Regions from separate parts of the Homo sapiens genome. Here region 2 is linked to region 1. Evidence: read pairs that join two places in POLR2A ChIA-PET (ENCODE). Cell type or tissue: CD4-positive, alpha-beta T cell. All regions are shown on one strand. Each heading gives the region's core, and the rest is flanking DNA. Links, peaks and the distances in the headings are about the cores only. Region 1 overlaps PCED1B (PC-esterase domain containing 1B). Region 2 overlaps PCED1B (PC-esterase domain containing 1B).

Region 1 (5,382 bases), core at 294-5,293:
CCTCTCTGATTTCTTTGAGCAGTGGTTTGTAGTTCTCCTTGAAGAGGTCCTTCACTTCCTGATACTCTTCCATGTTTAATATGCAAAGTGAATCTATATACAAAGAACAAACCCTGCTCATTTATTCATTTGTATCTCATGTCTGGTCCCTACAGCCATTTAACTTTGCAACTCCTGGTCTCACTCACAGATCTCTGGGTGTTCTTGAAGTGTGTATTATGCTGTTAATTTACTCCCAGGGCTACCTTGCACTTTGTTTCCTTAATCCTCCACTGCCTACAGACCAGGGGAGGCAGGTCATGCATCTAAAAGTCAAGGTTCTGGGTGGCTCTTAATTGCTCCTCTGAATTTGCCTTATTGTCTACAGATGGGCCATAACATTTATTTCTAATTTAGCAATAAATACTATATACTTAGTGACTCCTAGTATAAAAGAATCTGGATACTCTAGTTCAGTTGCCTCCGTAATCATTTAATTTTCCTTGTAATTGAGGTTATATGTAAATACTGTAACCATAAACTAATGTAGCCAATAGTGTAACCACCTAACAGGTTCTCCTTGCCCACTGCCTAGAGAGAGCCAGTTTATTAAGACAGGGGAATTGCAACAGAGAAAGTGTAACTCGTGCAGAGCCACAGTATGGGAGACTGGAGTTTTATTATTACTCAAATCAGCCTCTCCAGAGTTCAGGGATCAGAGTTTTTAAGGATAATTTGATGGGTAGGGGGTTGGAAAGTGGGGCGTGCTGATAGATCAGGTCAGAGATGAAATCATAAAAAGTCTAAGTTGTCCTCTTGCACTGAATCAATTCCTGGATGGAGGCTACAAGATCAGATGAGCCAGTTTATCGATCTGGGTGGTACCAGCTGATCCATGGAGTACAGGGTCTACAAAATACCTCAAGCACTGATCTTAGGTTTTATTATAGTGACGTTATCCCCAGGAGCAATTTGGAAAGGTTCAGAATCCTGCAGCCTCCAGCTGCATGACTCCTAAACCATAATTTATAATCTGGTACCTAAGGTGGTAGTCTTGCAAAGACAGTGTAGTCTTCAGGTAGGAAGGTGGTTTGTTTTGGCAAAGGGCTGTTACCGTCTTTGTTTCAAAGTTATACTATAAACTAAGTTCCTGCCAAAGTTAGTTCAGCCTATACCCAGGAATGGTGTAACAGCTTGGAAATTAGAAGCAAGGTGGAGTCAGTTAGGTCAGATTTCTTTCACTGACATAATTTTCTTAGTTGTAATTTTTGCAAAGTCAGTTTCAATAGGTTTTTATGAATAGGAGGAAAGAAAGAGAGGGAAAGAGGGAGAAGAGGAGGGAGGAAAAGAGGGAGAGAGAGAGGAAGGAAGGAAGGAAGGAAAAAAAAGGGGCAATAACCATGTAACCGCCTAAGGGGTTCACCTTGCCCACTGCGTAGACAGAGCCAATTCACCAAAATAAGGGAATTGGAATAGAGAAAGAGTAATTCACGCAGAGCCAACTGTGCAGGAGACCAGGGTTTTATTATTACTCAAATCAGTCTCCCCCAGCGTTTGGAGAGCAGAGTTTTTAAGGACAATTTGGTGGGTTGGGGGAAGCCAGTGAGCCAGGAGTGCTGATTGGTTAGGGATGAAATCACAAGGAGTCGAAGCTGTCTTCTTGCGCTGAGTCAGTTCCTGGGTGGAGGGCACAAGATCAGATGAACCAGTTTACCGATCTGGATGGTGTCAGCTGATCCATCACATGCAGGGTCTGCAAAATATCTCAAGCATTGATCTTGGGAGCAGTTTAGGGAGGGTCAGAATCTTGGAGACTCCAGCTGCATGACTCCTATCCATAATTTCTAATCTTGTGGCTCATGTTAGTCCTACAAAGGCCATCTAGTCCCCAGACAAGAAGGAGGTCTGCTTTGGCAAAGGGCTGTTATCATCTTTGTTTCAAACTATAAACTAAATTTCTCCCAAAGTTAGTTCAGCCTATGCCCAGGAATGAACAAGGACAGCTTGGAGGTTAGAGGCAAGATAGCTAGCGTTGGTTAAGTTAGATCTCTTTCACCGTCTCAGTCATAATTTTGCAAAGGCAGTTTCAACCATAGTCAGCCCTCAGTAAGTACTAACCATAATATTGTCAATGATTGGCACCAGGCTTGGTGTGTTTTGCTCCACCTCCTGCCTCCTTGGTAATTCCTCAGCCTGCTGGGGACAAGGCAAAAGTCTTTTTTCAGTTTCTCTTTATATGAATTGATCATTTTTCAACTGCTAGGTTTTCTTTGGGGGACTGAGGCAGAAGGATCACTTGAGGCCAGGAGTTCAAGACCAGCCTGGTCAATATAGCGAAACCTCATCTCTACCCCGCCCCCGCAACAAAAAAAAAATCCAAGGTTTTTTTAAGGACCTTGTATGTTAAAAATGAAAGTGAAGAAGTAGATCTGACGGTAGTTACAGACACTACCCTGTTTCTACCTTCCACTCTGTGCTCTCAAATCCCAACATCACCAACATAAATAAATGGTGATTAGATGCTTTAGCCAGCATTTGCTCTTGCCTTAGGTAAATGGCTATTCGAATGGCCAGGGACTTTGACATACTCATCCAACTGAAGCTGAACTCAACTTGGCAGGCTCTGCCCAGGTAGAAGGAGCTTTGAATGGGATTTTAGCAAACAATCAGATGTTACCAAAATCTTATTAGGAGAACAGCATGTAGAGTTACCCTGTGGTCTCTAGCTCAGGGCCTTGAGGGAATATCCTTTCAGAGCCTAGATGGAGCCCCATGGTCAATGCACCAAGAAAATAAAGGACTTTAGCCTGAAGGTGACAGATGGAGGACTAAATTACTTTAAACTTTTGTCCAAAATACATAAACATATTGCTAGAATAATATCAGTGTTGGTTTGAATAGCCTGTTGGATTGGTTGAGATGAAGTAAGGAGCTGGCAGCTGGGCTCATCTGGTAGCACAGATAAGAACCTAATTAGCTCTATGAAAGAGGAAGCCCTGTGCCACCTCCCCAGAGCTGTGTGAGGCCCAGGGGCACACCTTCCAGCTGCCTGAGGCTGCTGCCTCCTCCCAGTCCCACTGAGGAAAGGAAGTGCTCTTTCTCTCCTGATAGGACAAGGATGACCCAGCAGATGGGCACGTGGGCAGGCAGAGCTCTCAACTACCTTTTCTCTTAGCATGGGTGACAGTGTGTATGACCACAGACCTCCCTTCCTTCCTCTTTGCTTTTATGGACCAAGCGATGGAAGGAAATGACAATAAGGAAATCTTCCTTACACAAATATGTAAGTATGCATTCCTCTTCATCAGACACAATCACAACTTAAAGAACTTGCATCAGTCTTGTGAGCTGGCCCCTAACCCCTGACTATAATCTATTATTCTTAAGATACCTACTGAGAGAACTTATTCAGATAAAACATTTTAGGGCTTTTTGGAGCTTTTCTATTTAAAGAATAACAAGCTCCTTCTCTAGTTTTCTTTAACAAACTAAGCATATGACAGGCAGAGGTTACAGATTTTTCATAGCTTACTTCCTCCTGAAATTTAAGTCTGTGGTTAATCAAGCTCTGTGAATGACAGTTTCTCCCTCGAACTTTGTGGGCTAACACAGCTCTCTGAACACCCATAATTTGTTGGGTTTTTTTTTTCTTTTTTTCCTGAGCAGTGTAAACAATTGTAAAGCTTTAAATAAATAAGCTATAAGAAGTTTTCCCAGGGTCTTGATTCTGTGACTCCACCAGGTGTCAAGGTCTCTGAACCGGCTGCCCTTAGACACGTGCCTGAACTCAAAGCAGTCATACTGTTAAGGGATAGACTTGGTGCTGTAAACTTAGCCATTTTGGTTTTTGTTTGTTTGTTTGTTTTCAGACAGGGTCTCATCTCCCAGGCTGGAGTGCAGTGGCACGATCATAGCTCACTGCAGACTTGACTTTCTGGGCTCAGGTGATCCTCCCACCTCAGCCTCCTGAGTAGCTGAGTATAGCACGCACCACCACCCTCAGCTAATTTTTTATTTTTATTTTTTTGAGACGGAGTCTCACTCTGTCACTCAGGCTCTAGAGTGCAGTATCGCGATCTCGGCTCACTGCAACCTCTACCTCCCAGGTTCAAGCAGTCCTGCCTCAGCGTCCCGAGTAACTGGGACTACAGGCGTATTTTTAATAGAGACAGGGTTTCTCCATGTTAGCCAGGCTGGTCTCGAACTCCTGACCTCAAGTGATGCACCCACCTTGGCCTCCCAAAGTACTGGGATTATAGGCATGAGTCACCCTGCCCAGGCTATTTTTATTTTTGTATAGATAGGGTCTCACTATGTTGCCTAGACTGGTTTCAAACTCCTGGGCTCAAGCGATCCTTCCACCTTGGGCTCCTAAACTGCTGGGTTTACAGGCGTGAGGCTGTTTTGATTTCACTTGTAGGGAACAAAGACTGACACTGGCCGGGTGCAGTGGTTCATGTCTATAATCCCAACATTCTGAGAGGCTGAGGCAGGCAGATTGCTTGAGCCCAGGAGTTCAAGACCAGCCTGGTCAACATAGTGAGACCCTGTATCTACCAAAAATAACTTAACAACAACAAAAACAAATGCCCTGCTTGACTTTGTCACAGTGTTTTAATTTTCATTTACATCACCCTTCTCTATGTGGCACTGTGCGTGTGGCATCTATGCTGCTCAGGACACAGTGAGGTGTCTGGTTGTCAGGGTGAGCAAAGACCAGGGCAGGCAGAGGGACCTCAGATTCCGGCTTCACTGCTTAGTGTCAGCTGATTGGCTTGAGGCAGAACCAGCCCTCCAGGAAGTCCTTTCCCTTTTCTGATATTCCTCATGGAGACAGTAAGAGCTACCCTGCAGGGTGGTTTTAAAGGTAACAATAGGCTGGGCTCACCTGTAATCCCAAAGGTGGGAGGATCACCTGAGGTAAGGTGTTCGAGACCAGCCTGGCCAACGGGGCATGGTGGCACATGCCTGTAATCCCGGCTACTCGGGAGGCTGAGGCAGGAGAATCACTTGAACCAGGGAGGCGGAGTTTGCCGTGAGCCAAGATCATGCCATCGCACTCCAGCCTGGGCAACAGAGCAAGATTTCGTCTCAAAAAAAAAGGTAATAATAATGAATACATGAATATGTAACACCTGGATTAAAGTAGACTCTCAATAAATGGTAGCAATAATAATTATTGTTGATTTTGTGAAAAGAGTTGATACACTTTAAATGCTTGGAATAGTATACTCAGTAGGTGTTCATTGTTATTGAATACTGTTATCAAAGGGAATCCAGATGCCTTATCAATTTGGGATCTTCAGGCTTTATCCCAGTAATGCTATGGATTTGGCTAATGTGTTTGATTAAGGCAGAAAGGCTGGTATCTTCAGAAAAATTTTATGTGATTTAGCAGGTTAA
Region 2 (5,382 bases), core at 114-5,113, 62 kb before region 1:
TATGAATTGCCTGACAAATTATTCAAAATTATTATCTTAAAAAAGCTCAATGAGATGCAAGAGAACACAAACAAATGCAATCATGGAAACAATCCATAAACAAAATGAGAAGTGTAATAAAGAAATAAAAAACATAGAAAAGAACCAAACAAAATCTTAGAGCTGAGGAATATAATGACAGAATGAAAAAAAATCAGTAGAGAGCTTCAACAACAGACTTGATCGCGCAGAAGAAAAAAATCAGCAAATCAAAAACAGATTATTTGAAATTAGCCAATTAGAGGAACCAAAACAAAAGAAGAAATTAAAAGAATTAAGAAAGCATAATAAAGAAGCCATGCGATACTATCAAGCAAATGAATTTACAAATTATGGTAACAGAAGAAGAGAGAAAGAGGCAAAAAACTAATTTTAAGAAATTCATACACAAATCAATACATGTGATACATGATGTTAACAAAAATAAAAATAAAAACTGTATGATCATTTCAATAGAAGCAGAAATGCATTGACAAAATTCAACATCCTTTATGATGAAACTCTCAACTTATTAGGTATAGAAACAATTTACCTCAACATAATAGAGGTCATATATGATAAGCCCACAGCTAACATCATACCCAGCTGTGAAACACTGAAAGCTTTACCTCTAAGATCAGGAACAAGGCAAGGATGGACACCCATCCTTGCCAATTCTATTCAGTATAGTATTGGAAGTCCTAGCCAGAGCAGTTAGGCAAGAAAAAGAAATAAAATGCATCTAAATTGGAATGATAAAAGGTAAGTTGTTTCTGTTTACAGATGACATGATCTTGTACGTAGCCAGTCCTAAAGACTTGACCAACAAACTATTACAACTAATAAATGAATTTAGTAAAGTTACAAGAAACAAAATTAACATACAAAACTCAGCTGTGTTACTATACATGAATGACAAGCTTACATGAATAAAAAACTATTCATAAAAGAAACTTAGAAAACAATTCCATTTATAATAGCATCAAAAATTAAAATATTTAGGAATAAATTTAACCAAGGAGATGAAAGATCTGTACACAGAAAACTATAAGACATTGATGAAAGAAATAAGGAAGACACAAGTAAATGGAAAGATATCCCATGGTCATGGAATCAGAAAAATCATATTGCCAAAATTTCCATTTTATTTGAAGCAAGCTACAAGCTCAGTGTAATCCCTATCAAAATTCCCATGGCATTTTTCACTGAAAAAGAAAAACCGTAAAATTTACTTGTAAACACAAAAGACCCTGAATAGTTAAAACAATCTTGAACAGGAAGAACAAAGCTAGACTTCAAATTATGTTACAAAGCTATAGTAATCAAAATAGTATGGTACTGGTGTAAAAATAGACACATAGATAAACAAAACAGAATAGAGAGCCCAGAAATAAACTTTACTAGGCATTGCTCTAGTGGAAACTCTCTGTGGCAGCTCTGACCCTACATTTCCATTTAGCATTGCCCTAGTTGGGGCTCTCTGTAGTTACTCCACCCCTGCAAAAAATTTTTATCAGGGACCCCAGGCTGTTTATGACATCCTTTGAAATCTAGGTGAAAGAAACCATGCCCCCACAGCTCTTGCATTTCTCACGCCTAAAGAACTAGCACCACATGAATGCCACCAAGGTTTATGGCTTATACCTTGTAGAGTGGTGGGTTGAGCCACACCTGGTCCCACTGTGCCTTAGCCACAGCTAAGGCAGCCGAGGAGCAATGCACTGAAATGTGGGAAGGAGAAATCTAGGAGGCTCTGGATAGTGAGCCCACAGAGGGTTCTCAGGATCATCCTTTGAAACTATCCTGCCCTCCTAGAGCTCTGGTCCTGTAACAGGAGGGACAGCCTCAAGGATCTCTAAATGACTTTGAGGTCATTCTCCTATTGTCTTGATGATTCTTTCTGTCCATACTAATCTCCTTAACAGTATCTTGGTCACACACTTGGTTTGCTCTCCTGAATAGGCTTTTTTATTCTTCACATGGCCAGGTTGAAAATTTTCAAAATTTTTCCATTCTGCTTCTCCTTTATAGTCATACATTGCATTTCTAAAAAGGGCATTGTCAGGCAATTTTGTCATCATCTGAATATCACAGAGTGTACTTACACAAACCTACATGGTATGGCCTACTACACAGCTAGGCTATGTGATGGACCCAAGGGAACACAATGGTAACTATTTGTGTATCTAAACATATCTAAATATAAAAGAGGTACAGTGAAAATATGGTATTATCATCCTACAGGACCACCAACAGCAAACTTAATCAACAAACGTTGTGTGTGTTCTGTCTGCTCCACTGAGTGGCCATTCCCCTGTCTCAAAATCCCTTGGGCCTTCCTATTCCCTGAGACATAACAATATTGAAATTAGGTCAATTAATAATTCTACAATGGTCTCTAAGTGAAAGAAAAAGTCACAATTCTCTTACTTCAAAACAAAAGCTAGGAATGATTAAGCTTACTGAGGAACCCATGTCAAAAGCTGAGATAGGCTGCAAGGCCTCTTGTGCCAAATAGTTAACCAGGTTGTAAATGCAAAAGAAAAATTCTTGAAGCAAATTAAAAGTGCTACTTCAGTGAACATACAAACGATAAGAAAGCAAAACAGCCTTATTGCTGATATGGAAAATATTTTAGAGGTCTGGATAGATGATCAAACCAACCACAGCATTCCCTCAAGCCAAAGCCTAATCCAGAACAAGACCCTAAATTTCTTTAATTCTATGAAGACTGAAAAAGGTGAGGAAGCTGCAGAAGAAAAGGTTGAAGCCAGCAGAGAGATTGGTTCATGAGATTTAAGGAAAGAAGCCGTTTCCATTACATAAAAGTGCAAGGTGAAGCAACAAGTGCTGATGTAGAAGCTGCAGGATGTTATTTAGAAGATCTTGCTAAGATAATGGATGAAGGCAGCTACACTAAACAAGATTTTCAGTGTAGACAAAACAGCCGCTATTGGAAGAAAATCCCGTCTAGGACTTGCATAGCTAGAGAGAAGTCAGTGCCTAACTTCAAAGCTTCAAAGGACAGGCTGTCTTTTTAGGTACCGATGCAACTGGTGACTTTAAGTTGAAGCTAATGCTCATTTAGCATTCTGAAAATCCTAGGGCTCTTAGGAATAATGCTAAATTAACTCTGCCTGTGCTGTAGAAATGGAACAAACCCTGGATAACAACATATCTATTTACAACAAGGTTTACTGAATATTTTCAAGTCCACTATTGAGACCTATTACTCAGAAATATAAATTCCTTTTACAATATTACTGCTTATTGACAATTCACCTACTCACTCAAAAGCTCTGATGGAGATGTGCAAGGAGATAAATGTTGTTTCATGCCTGCTAATACAACATTCATTCTGCAGCCCATGGATCAAGGAGTAATTTCAACTTTCAAGTCTTGTCATTTAAGAAATACTTTTCATAAGGCTACAGCTGCTATAGACAGTGATTCCTCTGATTGATCTGGGCAAAGAAAATTGAAAACTTTCTGGAAAAAACTTACCATTCTAGATGGTAGTGAGAACATTCATGATTCATAGGAGGAAGTCAAAATATCAACATTAACAGAGTTTGGAAGAAGTTGATTCCAGTTCTCATGGGTGACTTTAAGGATTCAGGACTTCAGTGGAGGAAGTAACTGCAGATGTAGCGCAAATAGCAATGCAACTAGAAATAGAAGCGGAGACTGAAGATGTGATTGATTGCTGCAATCTCATGATAAAACTTGAACAAATGAGGAGTTGCTTCTTATGGATAACCAAAGAAAGTGGTTTCTTGAGATGGAATCTACTCCTGGTGAAGATGCTGTGAACGTTGTTGAAATGACAACAAAGGATTTAGAATATTTAATAAACTTAGTTGATAAAGCAGTGGCAGGGTTTGAGGGGATTGACTCCAATTTTGAAATAAGTCCTACTGTGGGTAAAATGCTATCAAACAGCATCGCATGCTACAGAAAAAAATCTTTCATGAAAGGAAGAGTTAATTGATGAGTCAAATTTCATTTTTGTCTTATTTTAAGAAATTGCCACAACCACCCCAATCTTCAACAACTACCACCCTGATCAGATTGAGGCAAGACCCTATACCGGCAAAAAGATTACAGCTTGCCAATGGCTCAGATGATTATTAGCATTTTTAGCAATAAAGTATTTTTAATTAAGGTATGTACTTTTTTTTAGATACAATGATATTGCACACTTAATAAAGTATAGTGTAAACATAACTTTTGCATGTGCTGGGAAACCCAAAAATTCATACGATTTACTTTATTGTGATATTTGCTTTATTGCAGTGGTCAGAAACCAAAGCCACAATACTTCTCAGATATGCCTGTATGTGATTGTTGATTAAAACATGACTGTAATTATAAATTCCATCTCTGAGTCATTTCTTTCCTCTTGCATCTTACTGTATGCAGTTTAAAGTAGCCTTATAGCTTCTACAATATTTTGTTTAGAAATTTCTTTAGATATCCTAGTTCATTGCTCTTTTTTTTTTTTTTTTTTTTGAGATGGAGTCTTGCTCTGTTGCCCAGGCAGGAGTGCAGTGGTGCAATCTCGGCTCACTGCAATTTCCACCTCCTGGGCTCAAGCAATTCTCCTGCCTCAGCCTCCTGAGTAGCTGGGACTACAGGCATGTGTCACCATGCCCAGCTTATTTTTGTTTATTTGTTTGTTTGTTTTTTCAGTAGAGACAGGGTTTCACCATATTGGCCAGGCTGGTCTCAAACTTCTGACCTCAAGTGATCCACTTGCCTCGGCCTCCCAAAGTACTGGGATTATAGGTGTGAGCCACTGTGCCTGGCCTCATTGCTCTTAAATGTCACCTTCCATAAAGCCCTCAGCCATAAACACAATTCGGCCCTATTCTTTGCAGTTGTATAACAAGCATGGGCTTTACTTCAGTTTCCAATTCCTTGTTCCTCAATTCCATCTGAGATCTCCTCAGAATGGCTTTTACCATCCATATTTCCACTGATGTCTGTTTACCATCCATATTCTATTTCTACTGATATCTATTTACTCTCCATATTTCTATTGATATCTATTTACCATCCATATTTTATTTCTATTTGTCTATCCATATTCTATTTACCATCCATATTCTATCTGTCTACCATCCATGTTCTATTTCTATTGATATCTATTTACTATTTACTGTCAGTATTTCCACTGATATTTATTTACCCATCCATATTTCTATTGATAATCTGATCACTTAAGTAATCCCTGAGAACATCTAGGCTCTCCCTAGTTCTGGAGTCTTCTAAGCCCTCACCAGAATTGCCCTTAATGCTTTATTCATGCCAAACTAGGCTTTTTCTGGCCTGCCCTTCCAAATTCTTACAGCCTGTACTCAT

What was found. ChIA-PET counts read pairs that join two places held together with the same protein. Peaks named below come from ENCODE experiments on the same cell type or tissue, not always from the same donor. Only the 100,000 strongest peaks of a DNase experiment are listed, where the experiment ranks them.
Region 2: POLR2A ChIA-PET joins it to region 1 with 13 read pairs; 9 of 35 experiments call an interaction of 5 or more read pairs at or near these places.

The regions. Positions count from the first base shown.
Region 1 is chr12:47,204,414-47,209,795 of GRCh38, forward strand. The region is part of intron 2 of PCED1B (PC-esterase domain containing 1B); the gene reads left to right. PCED1B-AS1 (PCED1B antisense RNA 1) reads right to left here. Exons shown (of 3, transcript NR_026544.1): 3 at 4,007-5,382. Among named protein-coding and RNA genes, the nearest start is that of PCED1B-AS1, 9.3 kb to the right of the region's middle. In CD4-positive, alpha-beta T cell, for the core only: no CTCF peak of the experiment used is centred there; DNase peaks (open chromatin) are centred at 1,648, 3,078 and 3,568; H3K4me3 peaks cover 1,572 bases; H3K27ac peaks cover 4,187 bases.
Region 2 is chr12:47,142,489-47,147,870 of GRCh38, forward strand. All of the region lies in intron 2 of PCED1B (PC-esterase domain containing 1B), which reads left to right. Among named protein-coding and RNA genes, the nearest start is that of MIR4698, 43 kb to the right of the region's middle. In CD4-positive, alpha-beta T cell, for the core only: no CTCF peak of the experiment used is centred there; no DNase peak of the experiment used is centred there; H3K27ac peaks cover 526 bases.